Linked DNA regions of Homo sapiens: regions 1 and 2 are each linked to region 3. The links are chromatin loops, found by intact Hi-C in ENCODE. Cell type or tissue: mammary epithelial cell. All regions are shown on one strand. Each heading gives the region's core, and the rest is flanking DNA. Links, peaks and the distances in the headings are about the cores only. Region 1 has its middle 17 kb from the start of SP7. Region 2 has its middle 3.7 kb from the start of AMHR2. Region 3 holds the start of NPFF (neuropeptide FF-amide peptide precursor).

Evidence for each region. Hi-C counts contacts between places; a loop is a spot of excess contacts. Peaks named below come from ENCODE experiments on the same cell type or tissue, not always from the same donor. Only the 100,000 strongest peaks of a DNase experiment are listed, where the experiment ranks them.
Region 1: a loop joins it to region 3, with 8 times the contacts of the local background. A loop is called at or near these places in 82 of 110 quality-filtered maps.
Region 2: it touches region 3 in a loop (16-fold over the local background); 23 of 110 quality-filtered maps call a loop at or near these places.

Annotation. Positions count from the first base shown.
Region 1 is chr12:53,348,835-53,357,132 of GRCh38, forward strand. No RefSeq gene overlaps it. Among named protein-coding and RNA genes, the nearest start is that of SP7, 17 kb to the left of the region's middle. RefSeq lists a silencer at 3,923-3,982. In mammary epithelial cell, for the core only: a CTCF peak has its summit at 3,945 (motif pointing right); a DNase peak (open chromatin) is centred at 3,937.
Region 2 is chr12:53,416,611-53,423,673 of GRCh38, forward strand. No RefSeq gene overlaps it. Among named protein-coding and RNA genes, the nearest start is that of AMHR2, 3.7 kb to the right of the region's middle. RefSeq lists an enhancer at 4,563-5,129 and a cis regulatory region at 4,814-5,332. In mammary epithelial cell, for the core only: a CTCF peak has its summit at 5,147 (motif pointing left); a DNase peak (open chromatin) is centred at 5,081; H3K27ac peaks cover 516 bases.
Region 3 is chr12:53,505,123-53,510,344 of GRCh38, forward strand. It overlaps ATF7-NPFF (ATF7-NPFF readthrough), which reads right to left. Exons shown (of 15, transcript NR_159377.1): 13 at 2,712-2,905; 14 at 1,899-2,020; 15 at 1,566-1,771. NPFF (neuropeptide FF-amide peptide precursor) reads right to left here and starts at 2,362. Exons shown (of 3, transcript NM_003717.4): 1 at 2,251-2,362; 2 at 1,899-2,020; 3 at 1,566-1,771. The coding sequence starts at 2,352. The coding sequence ends at 1,654. It overlaps TARBP2 (TARBP2 subunit of RISC loading complex), which reads left to right. Exons shown (of 9, transcript NM_134323.2): 7 at 13-140; 8 at 527-728; 9 at 869-1,309. The coding sequence ends at 1,026. It also overlaps a transcript of ATF7 not described here. RefSeq lists an enhancer at 3,483-3,777 and a silencer at 3,915-4,147. In mammary epithelial cell, for the core only: a CTCF peak has its summit at 3,617 (motif pointing left); a DNase peak (open chromatin) is centred at 3,629.

The sequences.
Region 1 (8,298 bases), core at 2,747-5,246, 160 kb before region 3:
AAGAAAAAAGAAAAAACTAGGGACCATATTTGAAGGCATAGATGACTCACTTTACTTCTCAATGCCTCTATTTCCTCATTCAAAAATGAAGGAATTTGCCGGGCATGGTGGCATGTACGTGTAATCCCAGCTACTCAGGAGGTTGAGTTACGAGGATGGCTTGAGGCCAGGAGTTCTAGACCAGCCTGTACAACATGACATTTTTTTTTTTTTTGAGACAGATCACCCAGGCTGGGGTGCAGTGGCGCAATCTTAGCTTACTGCAATCTCTGAGAAGGCCATCTCTTAAAAAAAAAAAAAAGAAATAGTAATTTGGCTATGTCTAATTGAGAACCACTAGTCTCCATGATCTCTAAGGTCCCTTTCTGATTTACCGCAGGAATGAATGGAATTAGTTAATAAAGAACACCTCGGCCGGGCACGGTGGCTGACGCCTGTAATCCCAGCACTTTGGGAGGCCGAGGCGGGCAGATGACCTGAGGTCAGGAGTTCGAGAACAGCCTCAACATGGAGAAACCCCGTCTCTACTAAAAATACAAAATTAGCCGGGCATGGTGGTGCATGCCTGTAATCCCAGCTACTCGGGAGGCTGAGGCAGGAGAATTGCTTGAACCTGGGAGGTGGAGGTTGTGGTGAGCCGAGATCCTGCCATTGCACTCCAGCCTGGGCAACAAGAGCGAAACTCCATCTCAAAAAAAAAAAAAAAAAAAAAAAAAAAAAAAAAAAGAACACATTAGGCCAGGTGTGGTGGCTCACGGCTGTAATCCCAGCACTTTAGGAGGCCGAGGTGGGTGGATCACCTGAGGTCAGAAGTTCGAGACCAGCCTGGCCAACATAGTGAAACCCTGTCTCTAATAAAAATACAAAAATTATTCAGGCATGTTAGCACACACCTGTAGTCCCAGCTACTCAAGAGGCTGAGGTAGGCCGGGTGCGGTGGCTCATGCCTTTAATCCCAGCGCTTTGGGAGGCCAAGACGGGCGGATCACGAGGTCAGGAGATCGAGACCATCCTGGCTAACATGGTGAAATACTGTCTCTACTAAAAAAAATAAAAAAAATTAGCCGGGCGTGGTGATGGGCACCTGTAGTCCCAGCTACTAGGGAGGCTGAGGCAGGAGAATGGCGTGAACCCAGGAGGCAGAGCTTGCAGTGAGCGGAGATGGCTCCACTGCACTCCAGCCTGGGAGACAGAGCAAGCCTCCGTCTCAAAAAAAAAAAGAGGCTGAGGCAGGAGAATCGCTCGAACCCAGGAGGCGAAGGGTGCAGTGAGCCAAGATTGCACCGCTGCACTCCAGCCTGGGTGACACAGTAAGACTCTGTCTTAAAAAATAAAAATAGGGCTGGGCGCGGTGGCTCATGCCTGTAATCCCAGCACTTTAGGAGGCCGAGACGGGCGGATCATGAGGTCAGGAGATCGAGACCATCCTGGCTAACACAGTGAAGCCCTGTCTGTACTAAAAATACAAAAAAATTAGCCAGGCATGGCAGTGGGCGCCTGTAGTCCCAGCTACTCGGGAGGCTGAGGCAGGAGAATGGCGTGAACCCGGGAGGCGGGGCTTGCAGTGAGCCGAGATTGCGCCACTGCACTCCCAGTCTGGGCAACAGAGCGAGACTCCGTTTCAAAATAAATAAATAAATAAAAATAAAAATAGGCCAGGCACGGTGGCTCAGGCCTATGATCCCAGCACTTTGGGAGGCCCAGGCGAGCGGATCACTTGAGGTCAGGAGTTCGAGACCAGCCTGGCCAACATGGTGAAACCCCATCTCTACCAAAAGTACAAAAATTAGCCAGGCTTGGTGGTGAGCACCTGTAATCCCAGCTACTCAGGAGGCTGAGGCAGGAGAATTGTTTGAACCCAGGAGGTGAAGATTGCAGTGAGCCCAGATCGCACCACTGCACTCCAGCCTGGGTGACAAGAGTGATACTCCATCTCAAAATAAATACATAAATAAATAAATTAAATAAAAAGAACACATTAATATGTTAAACAAGAAAAATCAATCAGGCGTGATGGCTCATGCCTGTAATCCCAGCACTTCAGGAGGCTGAGGCAGGTGGATCACCTGAGGTCAGGAGTTCGAGACCAGCCCGGCCAACATTGCAAAACCCCATCTCTACTAAAAACACAAAAATTAGCTGGGCATGGTGGCAGGCACCTGTAATCCCAGCTAATCTTCTCAAGGAGAATCGCTTGAACCTGGGAGGCAGAGGTTGCAGTGAGCTGAGATCACACCACTGCACTCCAGCCTGGGGGATAGAGCGAGACTCCATCTCCAAAAAAAATAAATAAATAAAAGAAAAGAAAAATCATATCATCAATTCAATGGATGCTAAGAAGACATTTGACAAAAGTCAAGATGGCTATTCTTAATGAAACTCATTTAAAAAAACAGTATTCAACAAATGAGAGAGATTACCATTTTAGGATCCTTCTTTGAAGGTGAAATATGTTTTATTTTATTTTCTTTTTTTTTTGAGACGGAGTTTCACTCTTTTTGCCCAGGCTGGAGTGCAATGGCGTGATCTCGGCTCACCACAACCTCCACCTCCTGGGTTCAAGCGATTCTTCTGCCTCAGCCTCCTGAGTAGCTGGGATTACAGGCATGTGCCACCACGCCTGGCTAATTTTGTATTTTTAGTAGAGATGGGGTTTCTCCATGTAGGTCAGGCTGGACTCAAACTCCCGACCTCAGGTGATTCACCCGCCTCGGCCTCCCAAAGCGTTGGGATTACAGGCGTGAGCCACGTCGCCCAGCCTGAAATGTGTTTTCTTAGAGTTGGTGGGAGCGAGGGATAAGAAGGTGGGCAGGGAGGCCGGGCGCGGTGGTTCACGCCTGTAATCCCAGCAGTTTGGGAGGCCGAGGCGGGCGGATCACGAGGTCAGGAGATCGAGACCATCCTGGCTAACACGGAGAAACCCCGTCTCTACTAAAAGTACAAAAAAATTAGCCGGGTGTGGTGGCGGGCGCCTGTAGTCCCAGCGACCCGGGAGGCTGAGGCAGGAGAATGGCGTGAACCCAGGAGGCGGAGCTTGCAGTGGGTGGGGGCCTGATTCTTTTTTTTTTTTTTTTTTTTTGAGACGGAGTCTCTCTCTGTCGCCCAGGCTGGAGTGCAGTGGCGGAATCTCTGCCAACTGCAAATTCCGCCTCCCGGGTTCAAGCAATTCTCCTGCCTCAGCCTCCCGAGTAGCTGGGACTACAGCGGTGCGCCACCACGCCCAGCTAATTTTTGTATTTTTTTTAGTAGAGATGAGGTTTCACCATGTTGGCCAGGATGGTCTCGATTTCTTGACCTCGTGATACGCCCGCCTCGGCCTCCCAAAATGCTGAGATTACAGGCATGAGCCATCGCGCCCGGCCCTTTTTTGTTTTGTTTTGTTTTTCTTTGAGAGGGAGTTTTGCTCTCGTTGCCCAGGCTGGAATGCAGTAGCACCATCTCAGCTCACTGCAACCTCCACCTCCCGGGTTCAAGCTATTCTCCTGCCTCAGCCTCCTGAATAGCTGAGATGACAGGCGCGCGCCACCATGCCCAGCTAATTTTTTTCCGTATTTTTAGTAGAGACGTGGGTTTCGCCATGTTGGTCTCGAACTCTTGGCCTCAGATGATCCGCCCGCCTCGGGCTCCCAAAGTGCTGGGATTACAATCGTGAGCCACCGCGCCGGGACAGCTTTTTGTATTGTTTCTGTCTTGAAGCCCTCATGGTAGAGGTGCGCACCACAATCTTTTCCGAGCTTAGGATCTTTAAGGGTCTTAACTCTATCCAATTCAGCATATTGGAAAACAGGAATGTCAAGGCGTGCTGCAAATGAGAAAGGATTCCACAAAAAGAAAACCCTCAGGGGAAAGGGCAGTGTGCAAAGAGCTTCTTCTACTCTTTTCTAGACAAGACCTTCCCTTGGGTCCACTGCCCTGGAGAATAAGAAAGGCTTGTTACTACCACCAGGTGGCAGAAGTGAGCCGCTCAACAACACCTATCACGGACTGCTTGGGGCTCATGGCTGGAGACAGAGTTTTGGTACCTTTTTTGCAGGGGACAGTGGCAGAGTTGTCAGCGCTTGAGGCAAGGGCTGAGGTGGGAAAAAGTCTCAGAGTTATGGTACTTATTCTATCGTTCCCTACAGTCTTGGTACAGAGAGGGCAAACACAAGGTATCCTGACTCCTAGTTAGAGTTCAGCAAGTGCTGGTCTATTTCTTGCCCCACTAGCCTACCTGATTGCTTTTCACAGACATTTCCTAAGCATTTACTGTGTGCCAGGTATGTGCTAGAAGTGTACAATATAACATTTAACAAGAAGTGTGCAACCTAGTGGAAGAGAGCTTGGTAAACACTACACTTGTATGATACTGAGAGGCAGTTTGAGTAGTGCTTAAGTACACTCCCTTGGAAGTCAGAGTAGGGTGTGAATTAAAGTGCCAACGCTTGCTAGTTGCGCTATCTATCTGAGCCTCAGTCTCCTTGTGTATAAAATGGGGGTAGAAGACCTTCATAGTAGACTAAGATGATATATAAAAATTCACTGCGTAAGGAGAAATACATAAAGGTCATTGCCTGCCACATGGCAGTTATTACAAAGGCCAATGCTGAGGTAGCAGTCCCCAGCTCAGTCTTGAGGAGACTTCCCAGAGAAGGGAACCACAGTGTAGAACTGTGAAGGATGAGTCCGGGCGTGGTGGCTCACACCTGTAATCCCAACACTTTTAGAGGCCAAGGTGGGCGGATTGTTTGAGGTCTGGAGTTTGAGACCAGCCTGATCAACATGGAGAAACCCCATCTCTGCTAAAACCACAAAATTAGGCTAGGCATGGTGGCTCATGCCTGTAATCCCAGCACGTTGGGAGGCTGAGGTGGGTGGATTGCCTGAGGTCAGGAGTTCGAGACCATCCTGGCTAACATGGTAAAACCCCGTCTCTACTAAAAATACAAAAATTGGCCGGATGTGGTGCCTCACGCCTGTAATCCCGGCACTTTGGGAGGCCGAGGCGGGGTGGATCACGAGGTCAAGAAATCGAGACCATCCTGGCCAACATGATAAAACCCCTTCTCTACTAAAAATACAAAAATTAGCTGGGTGTGGTGGCGCGCACCGGTAGTCCCAGCTACTCGGGAGGCTGAGGCAGGAGAATCTCTTGAACCAGGGAGGCAGAGGATGCAGTGAGCCGAGATCGCGCCACTGCACTCCAGCCTGGGCAACAGAGCAAGACTCTGTCTCCAAAAAAAAAATAAGAAGAAATACAAAATTAGCTGGGCGTGGTGGTGCATGCCTGTAATTGCACCTACTTGGGAGACTGAGGCAGGAGAATCTCTGGAACCAGGGAGGCGGAGGGTGCGGTGAGCTGCGATTGTGCCATTGCACTCCAGCCTGGGTAACAAGAGCGAAACTCCATCTCAAAAAAAAAGAACTGTGAAGGATGAATGGCAGATGCATACAGTACGGTGGGGAAAAGGTGGCAGTAGGGGAAAGTGGGCCAGGAGGAGTAAGACAGACAATCTCTGGAGAACATGAATGTACACGCCCTGCTTCACCAGCACAGGGACAGGACAGGCCCAGCTTCCCACAGTGGAGGCTAGCATGGTCTGGATTCTCTCCTCAAATCAACATGCATTTGGTGAATACCTGTCAGGAACTTCTTTCAAGAGTTATAAGAGTTGGCCGGGCACAATGGCTCATGCTTGTAATCCCAGCATTTTTGGGAGGCTGAGGGGGCAGATTACCTGAGGTCAGGAGTTCGAGACCAGCCTGACCAACATGGTAAAACCCCATCTCTACTAAAAATACAAAATTAGCTAGGTATGATGGCACACGACTGTAATCCCAGCTACTCGGGAGGCTGAGGCAGGAGGATCACTTGAACCCGGGGTGCAGAGGTTGCAGTGAGCCGAGATTGCACCATTGCTCTCCAGCCTGGGCAACAAGACCAAAACTCTGTCTCAGAAAAAAAAAAAAAAAAAAAAAAAGTTATAAGAGTTAATGAAGATAAGGCTGGGCGCAGTGGCTCATGCCTATAATGCCTCTGCTTTGGGAGGCCGAGGTAGGTGGATCACCTGAGGTCAGGAGTTTAAGACCAGCCTGGCCAACAAGATGAAACCCCCGTTTCTACTAAAAACATAGAAAAAATTAGCTGGGCATGGTGGCACGTGCCTGTAATCCCAGCTACTCGGGAGGCTGAGGCAGGAGAATCGCTTGAACCCAGGAGGCGGAGGTTGCAGTGAGCCGAGATCGCGGCACTGCACTCCAGCCTGGGCAACAAGAGCAAAAACTCCGTCTCAAAAAGAAAAAAAAAGAGTTAATGAAGATAAATAAAGAGCCGGGAGCTAAGCACAGTGGTGCACACCTATAGTCCCAGCTACTCTGGAGGCAGAGGCAGGGGGAGACCTTGGGCCCAGGAGTTCAAACATGCAGTGATCTATGATAATGTCATTGCACTCCAGCCTGGGTGACAGAGCAAGATGGATGGAAGGAAGCGAGGGAGGGAGGAAGGCAGGAAGGAAGGCAGTGGGGAGGGAGGGAGAAAGGAAGGAAAATAAAAGAAAAGAAAAAACAAAAGAAGAAACAAAAGAAAAGAAGGGCTGGATGTACTGGCACATGCCTATAGTCCCACAGGAGGGTCGCTGGAGTCCAGTTTGAGCCCAGTTCCAGATCAGCTACATGATGAGACCTTTTTTTTTTTTTTTTTTTTGAGATGGGGTCTCATTCTGTCACTGAGGGTGGAGTACAATGGCGTAATCTTGACTCACTGCAACCTCTGCCTCCCAGGCTCAAACAGTCCTCCTACCTCAGCCTCCTGAGTAGCTGAGATCACAGGCGAGCACCACAACACCCGGCTAATTTTTTTGTATTTTTGGTAGAGACTGGGTTTCGCCATGTTGCCCAGGCTAGTCTTAAACTCCTAAACCCAGGTGGTCCACCCACCTCAGCCGCCCAAAGTGCTGGGATTACAGGCGTGAATCACTGCGCCCAATGAGACCCTGTCTTAAGAAAAAAGAAAGAAGAAAAAAAGAGGCTGGGCACAGTGACTCATGCCTGTAATCCCAGCACTTTGGGAGGCTGAGGCGGGTGGATTGCTTGAGTCCAGGAGTTCCAGACCAGCCTTGGCCTCTGGAAGGCTTTGTGAAACCACACCTCAGGTAAAAATACACACAGACACACAAAATTAGCCAGGCGTGATGGCATCCACCTGTAGTCCCAGCTACTTGGGAAGCTTGAGGTGGGAGAGTCACCTGAGCTTGGGGAGACAGTTTGCAGTGAGCTGCCGTCCTACCACTGCACTCAAGGTCTAATCTTTGTTCTCAGAAAGCCCACAGAAACTTAAAAGAAGAAAAAGAAATGAAGAGTTATTGAAAGATGTGGAGTAAGGAGGTGAAATGACCAGGCTTTTATATTAGAATCTTCACCATGAGAAAGTATTACACAGAACTATAAGGTAACATGTTTGAGAATATTCATGACAGCTTTCTGGTTCAAGAAGCTAGTTCTTGGCCAGGCGTGGTGGCTTCACACCAGTAATCTCAGCACTTTCGGAGGCTGAGGTGGGTGGATCACCTGAGGACAGGAGTTTGAGACCAGCCTGGCCAACATGGTGAAACACCATCTCTACTAAAAATATAAAAACTAGCCGGGCTTGGTGGTGGGTGCCTGTAATCCCAGCTACTTGGGAAGCTGAGGCAGGAGAACTGCTTGAACCCAGGAGATGGAGGTTGCAGTGAGCCAACACGGTGCCACTGAACTCCAGCCTGGGCAACAGAGTAAGACTATGTCTCAAAAAGTAATAATAATAATAAAAAAGTTAAAAAGAAGCTAGTTCTCCATCTTGCAGGGAATACTATGCATAAGTTAGAAGTGATAAACTAGGCCATGTGCAGTGGCTCACACCTGCAATTCTAGCATTCCAGCACTTTGGGAGGCTGAGGCAGGAGGATTGCTTGAAGCCAGTAGTTAGAGACCAGCCTGCTCAACATAGCAGGACCCCATCTCTACGATAAAAAATAAAATAAATGGGCCGGGCGCAGTGGCTCATGACTGTAATCCCAGCACTTTGGGAGGCTGAGGGAGGCAGATCACCTGAGGTCAGGAGTTTGAGACCAGCCTGGCCAACATGGCGAAACCCCATCTCTACTAAAAATACAAAAATCAGCCGGGTGTGGTGATGGGTGCCTGTAATCCCAGCTACTTGGGAGGCTGAGACAGGAGAATCGCTTGAACCTGGGAGGTGGAGGTTGCAATGAGCCGAGATCGTGCCATTACACTCCAGCCTGGGCGAGAAGAGCAAGATGCCGTCTCAAAAAAACAAAAAAC
Region 2 (7,063 bases), core at 3,613-6,112, 87 kb before region 3:
CCAGATCAATGTGCCACAACTACACGGAAATGTGGAGGACCAAGACAAACAGGCAACACTAACTTTATTTTTTTTCTCATATGCTTTTTTATTTTGGAATAATTTTAGATTTACAGAAAAGTTGTAAAGCTAGAACAGAGTTTCCATATAATCCTTACCCGTTTCCCTCATTGTTAACATATTACCATGGTACATTGTCAAAATTAAGAAACTGACATCGTGGCCAGGTGTGGTGGCTCACGCTTGTAATCCCAGCACTTTGGGAGGCTGAGGTGGGTGGATCACGAGGTCAGGAGATCGAGACCATCCTGGCTAACACGGTGAAACTGTCTACTAAAAATACAAAAAATTAGATGGGCGTGGTGGCGGGCATCTGTAGTCCCAGCTACTTGGGAGCTGAGGCTGGAGAATGGCGTGAACCCGGGAGGCGGAGCTTGCAGTAAGCCGAGATTTCACCACTGCACTCTAGCCTGGGCGACAGAGCAAGACTCCGTCTCAAAAAAAAAAAAGGTTTGTCTCTTCTCCCTCATTTGTTTAGTCAATTTATATTAGTATGTATTAATGTGTATTTATTTTATACATGGATTATAATCCATTACTATTTTGTTGCTCAGATTTTCCCAGCTACAGTCATTGTTATCTTTTGTCAGCCTATAAGCATGTTCTGGCTGGGCGCGGTGTCTCACCCCTGTAATCCCAGCACTTTGGGAGGCTTAGCTGGGTGGATCACTTGAGGTCAGGAGTTTGAGACCAGGCTGGCCAACATGGTGAAACACTGTCTCTACTAAAAATACAAAAACGTAGCCGGGCGTGGGGGCAGGTACCTGTAATCCCAGCTACTTGGGAGGCTGAGGGAAGAGAACTGCTTGAACCGGGAGGCGGAGGTTGCAGTGAGCCAAGATCACGCCATTACACATTGCCTGGGCAACGAAGCGAGACTCTCAAAAAAAAAAAAAACATGTTCAAGTATTCCCCCTTCCCCCATTTTAAAAAACCTCAGCTTCCTCTTCAAGCTACTGATTAGTTTTTTCCATTTCCAAAGTTAGTGAAAGTAGTTTACACTCATTTTTCTCTTCCTTTATTGAATCCTCAGGCTACTTTGTGGGTTTGCTTTTGTTTGTTTTTTTTGTTTTTGTTTTTTGGGATGGAGTCTTGCTCTGTCACTCAGGCTGGAGTGCAGTGGCACGATCTCAGCTCACTGCAACCTCCACCTCCTGGGTTCAAGCAATTCTCTTGTTTCCGCCTCCCAAGTAGCTGGAATTACAGGCACGCGCCACCATGCCCGGCTAATTTTTGTATTTTTAATAGAGACGGGGTTTCACGATGTTGGCCAGGCTGATCTTGAACTGACCTCAGCTGATCCACCCGCCTCGGCCTCCCAAAGTGCAGGGATTACAGGCGTTAGCCACCGTGCCAGGACTGGTTTTTTTTGTTTGTTTGTTTGTTTGTTTTGAGACAAGGTCTGGCTCTATCACTCAAGCTGGAGTGCAGTGGCATCACTCTCATCTTGCCGCACTGCAACCTCCATCCCCTAAGCTCAAGCTGTCCTCCCACCTCAGCCTCCCAAGTAGTTGGGACTACAGGCACGCGCCATCACACCCGGCTAATTTCTGTATTTTTTGTAGAGACAGGGTTTCGCCATGTTGCCCAGGCTGGTCTGGAACTTGTGAGCTCAAACAATTCACCTGCCTCAGCCTCCCAAAGCGCTAGGATTAAAGGCATGAGCCACTGCGCCTAGCCCAGGCTACTTTGTTCAGCATCCATCATTTACCAGAAATTTTCCTGTTAGCATCAGCCATCTGGTTGCCAGCTCTGGTGATCTTTCAATTATTAACCTCTTAGACCTCACTGCTTCAATGTGCTGCTTTTGACTACTGTATCTTAGAGCTTTCTTCCCATAGAATGTGACACTGATACACTCTTGGTTCTCCTTCAAATTTCTTTTCTTTTTTTTTTTTTTTTTTTTTGAGCTGGAGTCTTGTTCTGTCACCCAGGCTGGAGTGCAGTGGTGTGATCTCGGCTCACTGCAACCTCTGTCTGCCGGGTTCAAGCAATTTTCCTGCCTCAGCCTCCTAAGTAGCTGGAATTACAGGCACCGGCTGCCACGCCCAGCTAATTTTTGTATTTTTAGTAGAGACAGGGTTTCACCATGTTGGCCAGGCTGGTCTTCAACTCCTGACCTCAGGTGATCTGCCTGCCTCGGCCTCTCTCAAAGTGCTGGGATCACAGGCGTGAGCCACCGTGTGTGGCACATTTCTATATTTTTTAGTCTCCTTCATAGCCACTTCTTCCTGTGTCCCTTTAGTATTTGTGTTCCTGTCTCGTGTCCTTTCCTTTCCCTACCCTTTTCCCTCTTAAACTCTAACATAAGACTCTAACATAAGACTGTGTCCATGTTGATGACTCCCAAATCTTGAGCCCTAACTTGTCTCTTGACCTGGAAGTCTGCTTGCTAGACATTTTCATCTGGATGTCCTCCAGATAAATTCAACACAGTAGAAGGAGAAATAATTCTTTGTGTTTCACATCTCCCTTAATAATATCACCCACTGCTCCTTGATCACTCATACTTGAAACCTCAGAATCATCTTTTAGTTCTCCCTTTCACCTACTAACACTAATTTGATTGCCAATCCTGTCAACATTACCTATACAATATATATCAAATTTTTCCTCTTTTTTTTTTTTGAGATGGAGTCTCGCTCTGTCGCCAGGCTGGAGTGCAGTGGCGTGATCTCGGCTCACTGCAACCTCCGCCTCCCAGGTTCAAGCAATTCTCCTGCGTCAGCCTCCTGAGTGGCTGGGATTACAGGCGCGCGCCACCACGCCCAGTTAATTTTTGTATTTTTAGTAGAGACGGGTTTTCACCATGTTGGCCAGGGTGGTCTCCATCTCTTGACCTCGTGATCTGCCCGCCTCGGCCTCCCAAAGTGCTGGGATTACAGGCGTGAGCCACCACGCCCGGCCTCCTCTTTTATTTTCATTTCCACTGTCTCAGTACTCACTTTGTTTACTGCTTAGGTCTTGCAACTGATCTCTCCAAACCCCAGTAGTCATCCATCTTCCAATTGCCACCAGGCCCCTGCCTAAAATTCTTTGCTTTTAGGGAAAGCCTAAGCTCCTTGATACAGAATTGAAAACCTGTCCAATCTGGTCCGTCTCTCTCTAAGGTGATTTTCTGTCTCATATCTCATACTGCTTCCTCCTCACTCCTTCCACCTTTAACACACAAGCCTTTGTGTTTATATCTCCATGCCTTTACTCTTGCCATTCCCTTTGCTTAGAAGGACTGTTCTCCTCTTACCATTGTGTTTACCTTTGGGACTATTTAAATATCCCCTTCTCTGTGAAACTCTCTGGGCACCTTTCTTCTATGCCCTAGGCAGAATTAGCTTACTTGATCTATTTGTATAGCTCCTTCCTCATGCCCCTAGTAGGAAACACAGTTTTCCGGTTGCTTGTCAATATCCACCTGCATTTCTACACTATGAGTTCCCAGAGGGCAGTAATCACACCTCTATCTTTGTAGGCCCAGCACCTAATGAAATACATTTTTTTTGGCCCCGCGCAGTGGCTCACGCCTGTAATCCCAGCACTTTGGAAGGCCTAGGCGGTGGATCACCTGAGATCAGGAGTTTGAAACCAGCCTGGCCAACATAGTGAAACCCCATCTCTACTAAAAATACAAAAAATTAGCCAGGCATGGTGACAGGCATCTGTAATCCTAGCTACTTGGGAGGCCGAGGCAGGAGAATTGCTTGAACCCAGGAGGCGGAGGTTGCAGTGAGCGGAGATTGCACCACTTTACTCCAGCCTGAATGACAGAGTGAGACTCCGTCTCAAAAAAAAAGGAAATTTTTTTTTAAAAATAATATAGGTGGGGGTCTCGCTATGTTACCCAGGGGGACTCCTGGCCTCCCAAAGTACTGGGATTACAGACATGAACCACAGCGCCCAGCCTCTATCACCATCTTAACTCTAAAACCTAACAGCCCAGAGCAGGTATAGTTCCCATAAACCTGACTGGAATGTTTCTATCTTGGAAAGAATTAGTTATCCGAAGCTTTGGGTGAGGAGACTGCCTTTCTGCCTGATCCTTACGCTGCTCCCACTCTGGAGGAGATAGTCTCCTGAGACATTCCAGACAAAAGAAGCTATTTCACCTTCAAATCTCCCCTCACACCCCACCACACACACCACCCCAGACTTATCTGATCTGGGGCTAGTGAAGGAAAGTAGCTGGAAGCACAACATTCCATCTCACTGGCAAGGCCCTGCAGACTCCTGGAAGGGTCCAAAGAAGGATGGGCGGCTATCTCGAGCCCTGGTCATTCCTCCCGCTGCTGTTTCACAACTACTGGAACTTTTACTATCTCTTCCTTTCATGCAGGTTTCCCAGAAGAAAGACCCCAGAATCAAAAAGTCAGTACTCAAGCTGGGCGCAGTGGCTCCCGTCTGCAATCCCGGCACTTTGGGAGGCCGAGGGGGGCGGATTACCTGAGGTCAGGAGTTTGAGACCAGCCTGGCCAACATGGCGAAACCCCGTCTCTACTAAAAATACAAAAATTAGCCGGGCGTGGTGGTATGCGCCTGTAGTCCCAGCTACTCAGGAAGCTGAGGCCGGAGAATCGCTTGAACCCGGTAGGCAGAGGTTGCAGTGAGCCGAGATCGCACCACTGCACTCCAGCCTGGGTGACAGAGCGAGACTCCGTCTCAAAAAAAAAAAAAAAAAAAAATGTCGGTACTCAGACTGTCCTCCCTGGTCTAAGCCAGATCATTCCAAGAAAGGGTTTCCAGGAAGCCACTAGGGGGACAGAAAGCTAGGGAAACAGAGAACAAGTCCCCTCTGACTCTTAATTCTCAAGGAGCCAGTGGCTCACAGGTGTGGAAGTGATTACCTATTTCTGTTGTTTCTTACTCTGGGAAAGAGTCTGGTGGAGTTGGACTCCTCTGTCTCTACTGCAGAACAAGCCATAGCCCTCTCCTCCCAACTCCATGCTGAAACTCTCCACATCCTGTGCCCGCCCTTCACATTTTATAGTCCCTGAAGCTTAGTAAATGTAGGAGGTATACTATATGTATTAGTCATCAGAGGAGGTACTTTCTGCCCTCTCACCGCAGCAGGGAATTTCTCCTCTGCTGACCTCTGGTGGTGATAGTTTGAACTGTACCCTCCCTTTTTAGTTAGTGGCCTGTTGGCAGGTAATGATGCATATTTTCTCAACAATTTAAATTCAAATGTCCAAGTATAGTATTAAGTGGTAATTTTTTTTCATTGTTGAATTTTGTACGTCTTTCAGGCAGTATAGTGTAATACAAAGAATAGAGCCGGCCGGGTGCGGTGGCTCACGCCTGCAATCCCAGCACTTTGGGCGGCCGAGGCGGAGGGATCACGAGGTTAAGAGATCGACCCCTTCGGCCGGGCGCAGTGGCTCACGCCTGTAATCTCAGCACTTTGAGAGGCCGAGGCGGGCGGATCACGAGGTCAGGAGATCAAGACCATCCTGGCTAACACGGTGAAAACCCGTCTCTACTAAAAATACAAAAAATTAGCCGGGCGTGGTGGCGGCCGCCTGTAGTCCCAGCTGCTCGGGAGGCTGAGGCAGGAGAATGGCGTTAACCCGGGAGGCAGAGCTTGCAGTGAGCCGAGATCGCGCTACTGCACTCCAGCCTGGGCGACAGAGCAAGACTCCATCTCAAAAAAAAAAAAAAAAAAAAAAAGATCGACCCCATCCTGGCCAACATGGTGAAACTCCGTCTCTACTAAAAGTACAAAAATAATAATAAAAATAAGACTAGAACCTGGACTTTGGAGTCAGACCTGCCTAAGTTCAAATTCCAGCTCTGCTATTTCCTAGCTGAATGACTTTGGGCGACTTACGTAAGTTCAGTTTTCTTACCTATAAAATGGAAATAATAAAAATAATAGGCCAGGCACAGTGGCTCACACTTGTAATCCCAGCACTTTGGGAGGCCAAGGCGGGCAGATCACGAGGTCACGAGATCGAGACTATCCTGGCCAACATGGTGAAACCCTGTCTCTACTAAAAATACAAAAATTAGCTGGACATGGTGGTGCGTGCCTGTAATCCCAGCTACTCGGGAGGCTGAGGCAGGAGAATCGCTTGAACCAGGGAGTCAGAGGTTGCAGTGAGCCAAGATGGCACCACTGCACTCTAGCCTGGTGACAGAGCGACACTCGGTCTCAAAAAATAAATAAATAAAATAATAATAATAAATATTTCAGGGGAGAATTAGATGAGATGATTGTAAAATGCATAGCCCTAGCTGTGCCCCAGCACATAGTAGGTGCTTGATAAGAAATTTGTTACCTCCTTAATAATGGGTATTTGTTCAGCCTGTGAACCAATGTGTTTTTTTTTTTTAAGTAAAATCCACGGCTAGGCATGGTGGCTCACGCCTATAATCCCAGCACTTTGGGAGGCCGAGGCGGGCAAATCACCTGAGGTAAGGAGTTCGAGACTAGCCTGGCTGACATGGTGAAACCCCGTCTCTACTAAAAATACAAAAATTAGCCAGGTGTGGTGGCAGGCGCCTGTAATCCCAGCTACTCAGGAGGCTGAGGCAGGAGAATAGCTTGAACCCAGGAGGCGGAGGTTGCAGTGAGCTGCGATCGTGCCACTGCACTCCAGCCTGGGGGAGAAGAGCGAGACTCCGTCTCAAAAAAAAAAAAAAAAAAATCCACATAGCAAAATTTACCATTGTTACTGTTTTCAATGTGTTTTTTAAAAATTCAGGTAAGTTTTGTATACTTTCTGATTCTTAAGTTGGAAAACAAGGTAACCTCTAATATGGGCTGTGAGGCCTTCCTCTGCCCAAGCAGTTGCAGATATGAACCCTGAATATAAAGAGATCTTAGGCTAGAAAGGATCTTGGGCAGAGCTGAATGGCTCTAAGCATTTGACCTCACATTGGTTTCCTCCTGAGAAGAGTCAACAGAGTCCAGCATCTTCTTCCAAGGTCAGGGAAGGGCAAAGATTTGAAATTAGGCATCACTGGGTTCTCAGCTGGGCCTCCAAGTTCCCCTCCTCTCACTATGCAG
Region 3 (5,222 bases), core at 2,321-4,820:
CTCCACATGCAGGGAGTGGCACTTCCAAAAAATTGGCAAAGCGGAATGCGGCGGCCAAAATGCTGCTTCGAGTGCACACGGTGCCTCTGGATGCCCGGGATGGCAATGAGGTGGAGCCTGATGATGACCACTTCTCCATTGTGAGTGGCTCATGTGGGCCGGGCACCGTGGCCCATCCTCCATGCCAGGGCAGGGCTCCAGGGACTTGGGTCTGTGACTCAGCAGTGAGCCTCTCTGGGCCCTAGGTCTGCTTCTGCCACAGTTTTCCTACCAGACCCAGGGTTCCTGGGGCCGACTCAGCCTTGACTGTAGGCCCGCTCTGTAGCTCTGTTACTGGGGTGAGGAGGGATCCCTGGCCATCTGGCCCAGGGCCTGGTAGTTAGAAGGGGCCACCCAGGGATTGACTGGGGGGAGGCAAGCTGGAGGAAGCATTCTTTGTGCTTTGTTCTCCTTTGACGTTGAATGTCTCAATGCCTGGGTCCCACAGTCTCTCGCTTCATCTTTCTCACTGTTCCCATCTTGACAGGGTGTGGGCTCCCGCCTGGATGGTCTTCGAAACCGGGGCCCAGGTTGCACCTGGGATTCTCTACGAAATTCAGTAGGAGAGAAGATCCTGTCCCTCCGCAGTTGCTCCCTGGGCTCCCTGGGTGCCCTGGGCCCTGCCTGCTGCCGTGTCCTCAGTGAGCTCTCTGAGGAGCAGGCCTTTCACGTCAGCTACCTGGATATTGGTATGGCTAGCTGGGGAGCGAGCCAGGGGATGGTGGGGGCTGGACCGGAGCAAGTAGAAGGGGGTGATGATAACGTGAACGCACCCCTCCCCAGGGCTACCTCCCCCAACATTGCCTCCCTCCTCTCTCTTGCTCTCCAGAGGAGCTGAGCCTGAGTGGACTCTGCCAGTGCCTGGTGGAACTGTCCACCCAGCCGGCCACTGTGTGTCATGGCTCTGCAACCACCAGGGAGGCAGCCCGTGGTGAGGCTGCCCGCCGTGCCCTGCAGTACCTCAAGATCATGGCAGGCAGCAAGTGAAGCCCCAGCTGGACTCATGGATGTGCACCCTTTGCTCCCTGCTCTTTCTGCCTCTGGGCTCATGTATCTGCGCAGCTCTGGTACCCTCTGTGGGTGCCATCTCTACCTCTGACACAGACTGCCTGCCTTGAAGCTGAGAAGGCACAGGGCAAGGAGCCAAGGACCACAGAGCCTCAGCCAGCCCAGGATCCGTCCTCATTTTATTGGTGATGATGAATGGGAATGAAATCAGGGGGCTGTCTACTAGAGCCTGGAATAAATATGCTGCTTTGTGGATTTTTAAGCCCTTCTCTTCTGTTTCCTTGAGCAGTGTGGATAGCAGAGGAGGTCACCACATTACTTTTGTGTGCCTTCCCTGAGCTCCTGTTCCAGCCATTCTCCTGTTTTCCTTTCTGGTGGGAGGAGGCTGGGCACAGTGGCCTCGTGGAATGTTGTCGGCTGCCTTGCTGGAGGGCTGGGTTTGGTGGAGGGGAAGGGCAGTGGTTCTTGCCCTTGGGCTTCCACCCAGCCCTGTAAAGTCTCACACAGACACACATGGATTCAGAAGCCAGACAATTTTATTTGGGGGGCAAACATTGACACTTTTGGGTGTGGACCTTGCATGCAGACATATCAAGGGATGACATGTCACTTCTTCCCAAAGCGTTGAGGGGCAGCCAGGCTCCAGAACTGGGAATTCAGCCCCTCTCCAGCCCGGGGACTCAGCCATTCATTCCTCCAGGATCCCTGGGTATTTCTGCCAAACCTTAGGAAAGATTTGTCCTCAGGTCCCCGCAGTCTCCCTTCTCTAGCCCCCTTCCTTCTCCTCTTCCTCTGCCTCCTGCCCTTTCCACCCCCAGCCCCTGCCATGCTTGTGTCCCTTTCAGACTCACCTCTGGGGCTGAAACAGGAAGGCTTGGCTCCGGCCAGGTCTCTCCATTGCCTGGAGCAGGTAGTGCAACAGTGACCCAGAGGTCTGGGCATCCTGTGGTGGGAGGGGTTCGCTGTCTTCCTCCTGTGCCAAGGGGGTATCAGGGAAGGAAGATGGGCAAATACCCTGGACACGTAAGTCACAAGGGGAAGGGACTGGCTTCCAGGGGCAAGTGGTAGGAGGCTGCGGAACCATTTCCTCAGATGTGAGGACCTAATGACAACCTTGGCAGCCAGAGAAAGTATCAGAACCTAGAGCACAAGTCTCAACCGAAGTAGAGGCAATGGTGATATGGGGATGGGACACACACTCACCGCGGAGAGCTGGTCTTCCTGCTGGCCTCCTGGCCCTTCAGCACAGCCCCCGTCTATTAACAGCAGCAGCACCAGCAGTGCAGCAGCCTGCCTAGAATCCATGCTGCCACCTACCCTCCTACAGCCACCCCAACCTCTTATACCTGCTGTTCCCCCACCCCCAGCCTCACAGTAGCCTTAGGGGAATCTAGAGCAGGCAAATGGAAATGCAGGGCTCATTAGGAGCCACCTGGGATCTCCTCCCATGGCGCCCCCAGGACTTCATGCTCTCAGCCTCCTGCCCCCGGCCCCTAAGCCTGGAGTTACAGACTTTATTAGATGCATAAATCCTGTCTCCAGAGCTCAAGAAGCATCATTAGTTGCAGACGCTTTGTCAGAGCCAGGCCCTGGGGAGCCTTAGACGAACCCCTAATCCCTCAACAGGTTGGAGAGCTTGTTTATCACTTCCCCTCTTTCCTAACCTGTAGACTAAAGCACAAGAAACTCATGTCAGGAGGGGTTAAGTAGGATGTCCTGGAGTGGAAGAGGAGTGGGAAGAGCCAGGGTCAGAGTCTGTGAGGATGACCAGGCCTGGTCCTCTGTGCCTGGGGCTGGCAGTCAGGGCAACACAGCCCATCCTCTGCTTGTGTGCCTCTTGGAGGCTACTCAGATTTGCCTGTGGATAGAAAAAATATATTCAACTTCATGATGATGGAGAGAATTTAACTTTTTTTCTTTTTGAGATGGAGTTTCGCTCTTTTTGCCCAGGCTGGAGTGCAGTGGCGCGATCTCGGCTCACTGCAACCTCTGGCTCCTGGGTTCAAGTGATTCTCCTGCCTCAGCCTCCCAAGTAGCTGGGACTACAGGCGTCAACCACCATGCCCAGCCTGTATCTTTTTTTTTTTTAATTAAAAACCATTTTTTTTTTGGCCGGGTGCAGTGCCTCACACCTGTAACCCCAGCACTTTGGGAGACCAAGGCGGGTGGATCACCTGAGGGCAGGAGTTCGAGACCAGCCTGGCCAACATGGTGAAACCCTGTCTACTAAAAATACGAAAATTAGCTGGGCGTGGTGGTAGGCACCTGTAATCCCAGCTACTCAGGAGGCTGAGGCAGGAGAATCGCTTGAATCGGGGAGGCAGAGGTTGCAGTGAGCTGAGATGGCACCACTACACTCCAGCCTTGGCAAAAAGAGAAACTCTGTCTCAAAAAAAAAAAATTATTAAGATATAGAGGGAGGCTACAGGATTTTGGAGCCCACTGAATGAGTGTGGCTTCCAATCTTTGCAGACAGACCCCCATCCTCACTAGAGAGCACTGCTTCCGACCTGCCTCATCGCCCTTCCTATAGTCACTCTCCACAGCTGAAGCACTGCTGCCACCCTGTGGTCACAGCTCCTCATTGCCAGCTCCGGCCATTTCCTTTTCCTAGAATAGACCTCTGCAGAGGAAGTGAGGAGGGTGAGGCTGAGTGGAGGTGCTAGGGTCCAGTCTCCAGGGAGTCCCAGAAGGACAGGAGCAGGCTACTGTGGGGCTGGACTATCATTCTGACCCCGACTCTGGTCTCCACAGCCTCTGCCTGGCCCTGGCTCTCATATAGAGTAGCCTAGAATCCTGTCTTAAGAAAAATCAGAATCACTAATCCTCAGGGAGAGGCCTTCAAAGCCATATGGTGCAGGTTCCTTCTAATCCTCGAGTCCCTTTTGGAGCATCCCCACCAGTGTGGGTCTCTAGCTTGTGCTGAGGAAGAGCCATGACGTAAAGGCCTTGGCCTCTGCTTGAGCAAGCTGTCTCCCGCTCTGAGCTTCAGTTTCCTCACCTGAAACATGGGCCCATTTTACAAGGAACGCCTTCCTAGGGTGTGCATTACTTAACATACTTTTTGTAATCCATTCAATAAAACAGCTTGCATAGAACAGGTATCCTCAAAACGTTAGCTGTGATTGCCTCATGTGCCCCAGTCGGGGAACTTACCATCTCCTCAGACAGTCTTCGGACATATTTATCCTTGTGCCGAGGGGGCTTTGGGCTTCCTGTGACTTCTACTCGGGGTCTTAGTTTGCTCCATTAAGTCTCAACAGAACATCTCATCTCTTTCATGTGTAAAAGCTCTTCATATTTTTGAAGAGAGAGTTCATTCTTACACTCCAGCTTTTTTTTTTTTTTTTTTACGATGGAGTCTGGCTCTGTCACCCAGGCTGGAGTGCAGTGGTGCGATCTCGGCTCACCGCAACCCCTCTGCCTCCCGGGTTCAGGCGATTCTCCTGCCTCAGCCTCCCAAGTAGCTGGGATTACAGGCACACACCACTATGCCCGGCTAATTTTTGTATTTTTAGTAGAGATGGGGTTTCACCATGTTGGCCAGGCTGGTCTTGAACTCCTGACCTCAAGCAATCCACCCACCTTGGCATCCCAAAGTGTTGGGATTACAGGCGTGAGCCACCGCACCTGGCCCACTCCATAGTCTTTTTTGCTCAAGGGGAAGCACCCCACTCTTTAAGGCAAGGCATCTAGGAACCAACTTATCCTTTAGACACGTAGATTAGAGCAGGTTTGGATCTGGATGCTCCAGATACCATATTTCTGTTAATGCGGACTAAGCCAGGGTAAACCTTTTCGTAAGCTTTGTCTCATGGTTGGTCCCAACCACAAAACCTGACATTCATCATCATGGTATCTTGTAGTTTTATCTTTTTTTTTTTTTTGAGACGGAGTTTTGCTCTTGTTGCCCAGGCTGGAGTGCAATGGCTTGATCTCGGCTCACCACAACATCTGCCTCCCAGGTTCAAGTGATTCTCCTGCCTCAACCTCCCGAGTAGCTGGGATTACAGGCATGCACCACCGCGCCTGGCTAGTTTTGTATTTTTAGTAGAGATGGGGTTTCTCCATGTTGGTCAGGCTGGTCTTGAACTCCCGACCTCAGGTGATCCGCCCGCCTGGGACTCCCAAAGTTTTGGGATTACAGGCATGAGCCATTGCACCCGGCCAGTTTA